Regions from separate parts of the Homo sapiens genome. Here region 2 is linked to region 1. A link is an interaction called in ENCODE POLR2A ChIA-PET data of the cell type or tissue named here. Cell type or tissue: Panc1. All regions are shown on one strand. Each heading gives the region's core, and the rest is flanking DNA. Links, peaks and the distances in the headings are about the cores only.

Region 1 (2,925 bases), core at 332-2,831:
CACAATAGAGCAAACTGAGGCCCATAGACAAATGTGTGTCCAATATTGCATAGTTGGCCTTAGAGGAGGAGTTGGGAAGGAAGGTCAGAACAGAAGCTAGGTTTCCTGTTGTCACTTGGGGACTTTTTCCACCAACGCCCTACCCCTACCCTGGTGACTTGAATGGGGTCATACTTCATCTTTAACCTTGTTCATAAAACAGAGCTCAGATGGGAAAAGAGGCATGTTGCTGGGTCATATCACTAACGATCTTTCTGTCTGTTTTTATTATTGTACTCATGCTAGAAGTGAGGCATTCTCCACTCCTTTGAAAATGCAAACTGTTAGAAATAGAACCTGCCAATACATGGAATCACGTATCATGTATCAGCATGGAATGGGGGCCTTACATCTTCACATTAGGTGGCATTTCTTTTTTTTTTTTTTTTTTAACAGAGTTTTGATTTTGTCACCGAGGCTGGAGTGCTTTGGGGCGATCTCGGTTCACTGCAACCGCCAGCTCCCGGGAGCGATTCTCCTGCTTCAACCTCCTGAGTAGCTGGGATTACAGGTGTGTGCCACCAAACCAAACTGATTTTGTATTTTGTAAAATTAGAGATGGGGTTTCACCATGTTGGCCAGGCTGGTCTTGAACTCCTGACCTCAGGTGATCCGCCCGCCTCGGCTTCCCAAAGTGCTGGGAATATAGGCATAAGCCGCCGCTCCTGGCCTAGGTGTCATTTCTTAAAAAAAAGATTGTAAAGAGGACAGTAAAATTGGTAAGCTTGTTTATTTTGGTGATGAAATATATTTTTCTGTGTGTCTGATAGTTGAAACTGAAGTCTTTTGAGAGAATCACCTGAAGACTCAGTGCACATATTGACTTGATAAGCCTCCTATTCCTAGGGACATGGCCTATTTCTCATGTGCAAACATGATGGATAGTGTGTGCATTTTTCTTTTTAAAAAAACATATATCCTTTCTTTACTGCAGGGCAGAAATGCTCTTTATTCTTGGTTGTCATATTAAGTTAGGAAATGTGGGGTGGAGGAGATGCTTATCAAGTTCTTAGAGCCTGAGGCCCTTGTTACTCCTTTTGGCAGAGAGTGTGCTCCCCAGCCCCCACCATGATGCGTGATCCGAGCTGGTCACATGACTCCAGGCAGGCCAATCAGGGGTAATGGGATTTAATCCTAGAAACTGGTTTGTGTTATTACAAGGACGTCAAGCTGCAAGATAGATCCTGGTGGCATGCTCTGAACTTATATTAAGCCCCACTTGAAACTTCTGTCCTGTTAACGGCCTGTGAGCCAACACATTCTCTTTCTGTAAGCTTGTGAGGCTTGGGTTTGACATCTTTATGACCAACTTTGGCAGATTTCCGGAGCTTCACAGGTTTTAAACAAATGTTTTTTAAAGTAAACATGTAGCGGCCTGAATATAGAAACCTGTCCATTTGCAGTCAGTCAGACTTACTTGCAAACAGCTGTGTGAGCTCTGCACTACCCAGATAGTAATTTGAACTCTCATCTTTGACTTGAGGTAAGGAAAGTAAATAAGACTGTTTCCAGGTGCATGTTATAATAGGCCAAATTCGGGTCTACTGCACCCAAACCTGGAGTAGTCCTGAAGGTACAGCAAGAAATTAAACTTGGAAGTATAAAGACAGGCATTACAAGATATCCTTTTATGGAAGCAGCATAATGGACTCTGGAGACTGGCTTGGTGTGAATCCTGCTCTGCCACTTTCTAGCTGTGAGACCTTGGGCCAGTTATTTCATTGCTGTGTGCCTCAGTTTTCTCACTGGATGTTTTTTACAAACCACATTTGTAAAATGCATAATAGATGCCATATAATTTTTTAAAATTATGAATATATATGGTGATATGGTTTGGCTGTGTCCCCACCTAAATTCTCATCTTGAATTGGTGATTCCCACAATTCACACATGTTGTGGGAGGGACCCAGTGGGAGGTAATTGAATCATGGGGGCAGGTCTTTCCTGTGCTATTCTCGTGATAGTGAATAAGTCTCACAAGATCTGATGGTTTTATAAAGGGGAGTTTCCGTGTAAAAGTACTTTTCTCTTGTCTGCTGCCATGTAAGATGTGCCTTTCACCATCTGCCATGATTGTGAGGCCTCCCCAGCCAAGTGGAACTGTGAGTCCATTAAACTCCTTTCTTTTCTAAATTGCCCAGTCTTAGGTATGTCTTTATCAGCAGCATGAAAATGGACTAATACATGTGGCAATAAACCAGCCCTTTGAGTGCTGACATATCTTCTCCCCAACTTGACATCATTTGGCCTCAGATAGAATGCAAAGCAGTGAACTCAGTTCTATGTGATTCACTCCTCCTTCAGTCTCCCTGGGTTGTTCAGACCACTGAATTTTGGGATGTCTCTATGAGGAACAAAGCAGGATTCAAGAGCCCCATCAACTCACACCTCCATGCTTTCAGTATTGTAGGCATCCCTTTTGCAAGGTTTGTTTGCTGATTCGTGAACAGGACACAGTGAAATAAACCTCAGTTGAGACTGATACTCTTTCACCTAGGCCAGTCTTGGTGACCTGATTTGGCTCAAAAGTAATAATAGAGTCAATGCTGAAAGCATGTTTGACAAGAATATTTTAATATGTTCTTTTTTAAAAAGTTGAGTTTTTTTTGGGGGGGTTGATTTTTTTTGTTCGTTTTTTGGCTTAATTCTTCTTATTGTGACTTAGGAAATAAGTTGATGCTTTCACAACCATATGCACTTTCCCAACGTGATTTCACATTTAAATTTATTCCAAGATCTGGCATTTGTAGTTAGGCTCACTTATCTTTCTCTTTACCCATGTCTTTATTCTTTGTTGATGTCAAATCCTATTTTCATTTTAGCTACTGAAAGGGAACAAAGCATGGGTGATCATGAAAAGCAACCTGAAGCTATTTTCAACAGTGT
Region 2 (2,925 bases), core at 266-2,765, 70 kb after region 1:
TTAGTTCTAAGAATTTTTTTGTTGGAGTCTTTAAGATTTTCTATATACAAAATCACCTCAACTGTGAACAGGGATAATTTTACTTCTTTCTTGCTGATTAGGATGACTTTTATCTTGCTTGCTTTCTCTAGGATTTCCAGTCATGTGTCTAGAAGTGGTGAGGGTAGATATCCTTTTCTTGTTCCTAATCCTAGAGGAAAGGCTTTCAACTTTTCACTATTGAGTATGACATTAGCTGTGGGCTTGATATATGTGGCCTTTATTATGTTGATGTACATTTCATCTATACGTAATTTATTGAGAGTTTTAATCATGAAAGAATGTTGAATTTTGTCAAATTTTTTTTTCCTGCATCTACTGAGATGATCATATGGTTTTTATCCTTCGTTCTGTTAATGTGATATATCACTTCATTGATTTGTGTATGTTGAACCATTCTTGCATCTCATAGTAAATCCCACTTGATTGTGGTGTATAATTCTTTTAATGTGCTGTTGAATTTGGTTTGCTAGTATTTTGTTGAGGAGTTTTGGATCTATGTTCATGAGGGATTTGGCCTGGAATTTTCCTTTCTTGTAGTGTTCTTGTCTGGCTTTGGTATAAGGGTAATACCAGCCCCATAAAATGAATTTGGAAATGTTTTCTCCTCTTCAATTTTTGGAAGAGTTTAAATATGATTGGCATTCATTTTTCTTTAAATGTTTGGTAGAATTCATCAGTGACGCCATCTGGGGTCAGACCTTTTCTTTTTCGGAAGGTTTTTGACTGATTCAATCTCTTTACTTATTAGTCTGTTCTGATTTTGTATTTGTTTATGTTTCAGTCTTGGTAGTTATATGGCTTTAAAATCTCTTCTTTCAGACAGTGTGTCTTTTAACTTTCCTTATGATGTCTTATGTTGTGCATAAGCTCTTTCATTTTTAAGGTAGTTTAATCTCATATTTTTCTTTATAGTTTGTACAATTTAATACTTGTTTACTAAATCCTTTTCTGTCCTCATTACAGAAATCGCCTATATTTTCTCCCAAAAGTTAAAAAATCTTGCATAGGTTTTTAGTTCATGTGGATTTTTCTTTATAATAATGTGGTGTCAGACAGGGACCTAATATTATCTTTTGCATGTAGCTATTCACTTATCCCTTTTTAGTTAACTAGTTCATCTTTTCTCTTTGCAATGTCACACCAAATTGACTTGGGTTCCCCTTGCACTCAGCGATCTGGGGTTTTGATGGCTAAACACTTGAGTCACATTTGAATTTGAAGTACATAGCACTTCCTCTGCCCTGGCTGTATGACTGTAACTAGATTCTTCTTTACTCCTTAGAGGTTAAGTTACATTTTGGGGCAGGCATGGTGGCTCACACCTGTAATCCCAACACTTTGGGAGGCCGAGGCAGGAGGATTGCTTTAGCCCAGGAGTTCAAGGCTAGCCTGGGCAATATGGGCAATATGGTGAGCACTCATCTCTATTTAAAAAAATAAATAAAAACAAGAAAATAATAGGTTAAGTTACATTTAGCTGAAATCTTCGCTGTCTTAACTTGGGTGAATCTTTTGCCCTTTTGATCTCTTTTCTACTTACAGGCCATTGAGTTTCTCCTCTTATGTCAGATTGGTGCACAATTCCATTCCCAAGCTTTGCCCCTTGTTTCTTAATATTTTTACTGATGGCTTGAGATGTTGAGTAGAGAGGTCATCCTTCCCATACTACAGCACTCTGCCTCCATGGGGCTTTCATTCTGTTATTTGCTGATGATGCACTTACATGCCACTCTAAGGCCTCTGATCTGGACTCGTGGCACACAGCTCTAGGACATTTACGTCAGTTCCCTGCTCTGCCCTTTTCCTCTCAGATGTCCCCCTTTAAATCTCACTATATATGTAAAATACCAAACTATGCTTTTTAGGAGTCATTAGTTTGCTCCTCTAGAAGTTGCTTTTCAACTCAAAACAATTGGCTTGCAAGCTTTTTAGACAGAACCATCTGAAGGGAATGGTCAATATTCAATGGCTGTGTTAGTTTTATATTGCTTCATAACAAAGTGCCACAAACTTAGTCGATAAAACAACATGTTTATTATGTCACACTCTCCATGGGTGAGAAATACGGGCATGGCACAGCTGGGTTTTCTGTTAGGGTCTCACAGGCAGATGTCAGAGTGTCAGCTAAGGCTGTATTCTCACCTGGAGTTTGAGGTACTCTTCCCAGCTCCTTTATGCTGTTGGCAGAATTCAATTATTTGCAATTGCAGAAGTGTAGTCCTTGTTTTCTCTCACTCTTTCTTTTCTTTCCTTTCTTTCTTTCTTTCTTTCTTTCTTTCTTTCTTTCTTTCTTTCTTTCTTTCTTTCTTCTTTCTTTCTTTCTTTCTTTCTTCTTTCTTCTTTCTTTCTTTCTTTCATTCTTTCTTTCCTTCTTTCTTTCCTTCTTTCTTTCTTTATCTCTCTCTCTCTCTTTCTTTTTGCCAGCTTTGGGGTGGAGATTGCTCTCAGCTCCTAGGCATTTCCATTGGGTTCTAGCTATGTGGCCCCTCCATTAGCAATTTGCAACATGGCTATTTGCTTTTCTTCCAGGCCAACAGCAGCACATCTCTCTGAAGCTTCATGTTCTTGCAGAGAGAACACCTGATTAGTTAGACCCACCGAGGATAAGCTTCGTTTTTATTAACTCCAGCTAACTTGTTAGTAACCTAATTTCAGGAATAATAACCCAAAATATTCACTAGTGCCACCCATTCTCAAGGGAAGGAGACGATACACTGCAGGAACACCAAGGGGCTACCACATGTGGGGGCCATCCTAAAATTCTGCCCAGCATAGTCGGCTTGTGTTCTAAACCACTTTCCCCCTATTTGAATACTTGAATACAGTGTGTGCTCTTCCTGGTGGAGTTTTTGAGGAAAGTCCAATAAATAGAACCCTTCCCTC

The links. ChIA-PET counts read pairs that join two places held together with the same protein. Peaks named below come from ENCODE experiments on the same cell type or tissue, not always from the same donor. Only the 100,000 strongest peaks of a DNase experiment are listed, where the experiment ranks them.
Region 2: POLR2A ChIA-PET joins it to region 1 with 13 read pairs; 5 of 35 experiments call an interaction of 5 or more read pairs at or near these places.

What each region holds. Positions count from the first base shown.
Region 1 is chr2:223,639,533-223,642,457 of GRCh38, reverse strand. No RefSeq gene overlaps it. Among named protein-coding and RNA genes, the nearest start is that of SCG2, 39 kb to the right of the region's middle. In Panc1, for the core only: no CTCF peak of the experiment used is centred there; no DNase peak of the experiment used is centred there; H3K27ac peaks cover 266 bases.
Region 2 is chr2:223,569,817-223,572,741 of GRCh38, reverse strand. No RefSeq gene overlaps it. Among named protein-coding and RNA genes, the nearest start is that of SCG2, 31 kb to the left of the region's middle. In Panc1, for the core only: no CTCF peak of the experiment used is centred there; no DNase peak of the experiment used is centred there.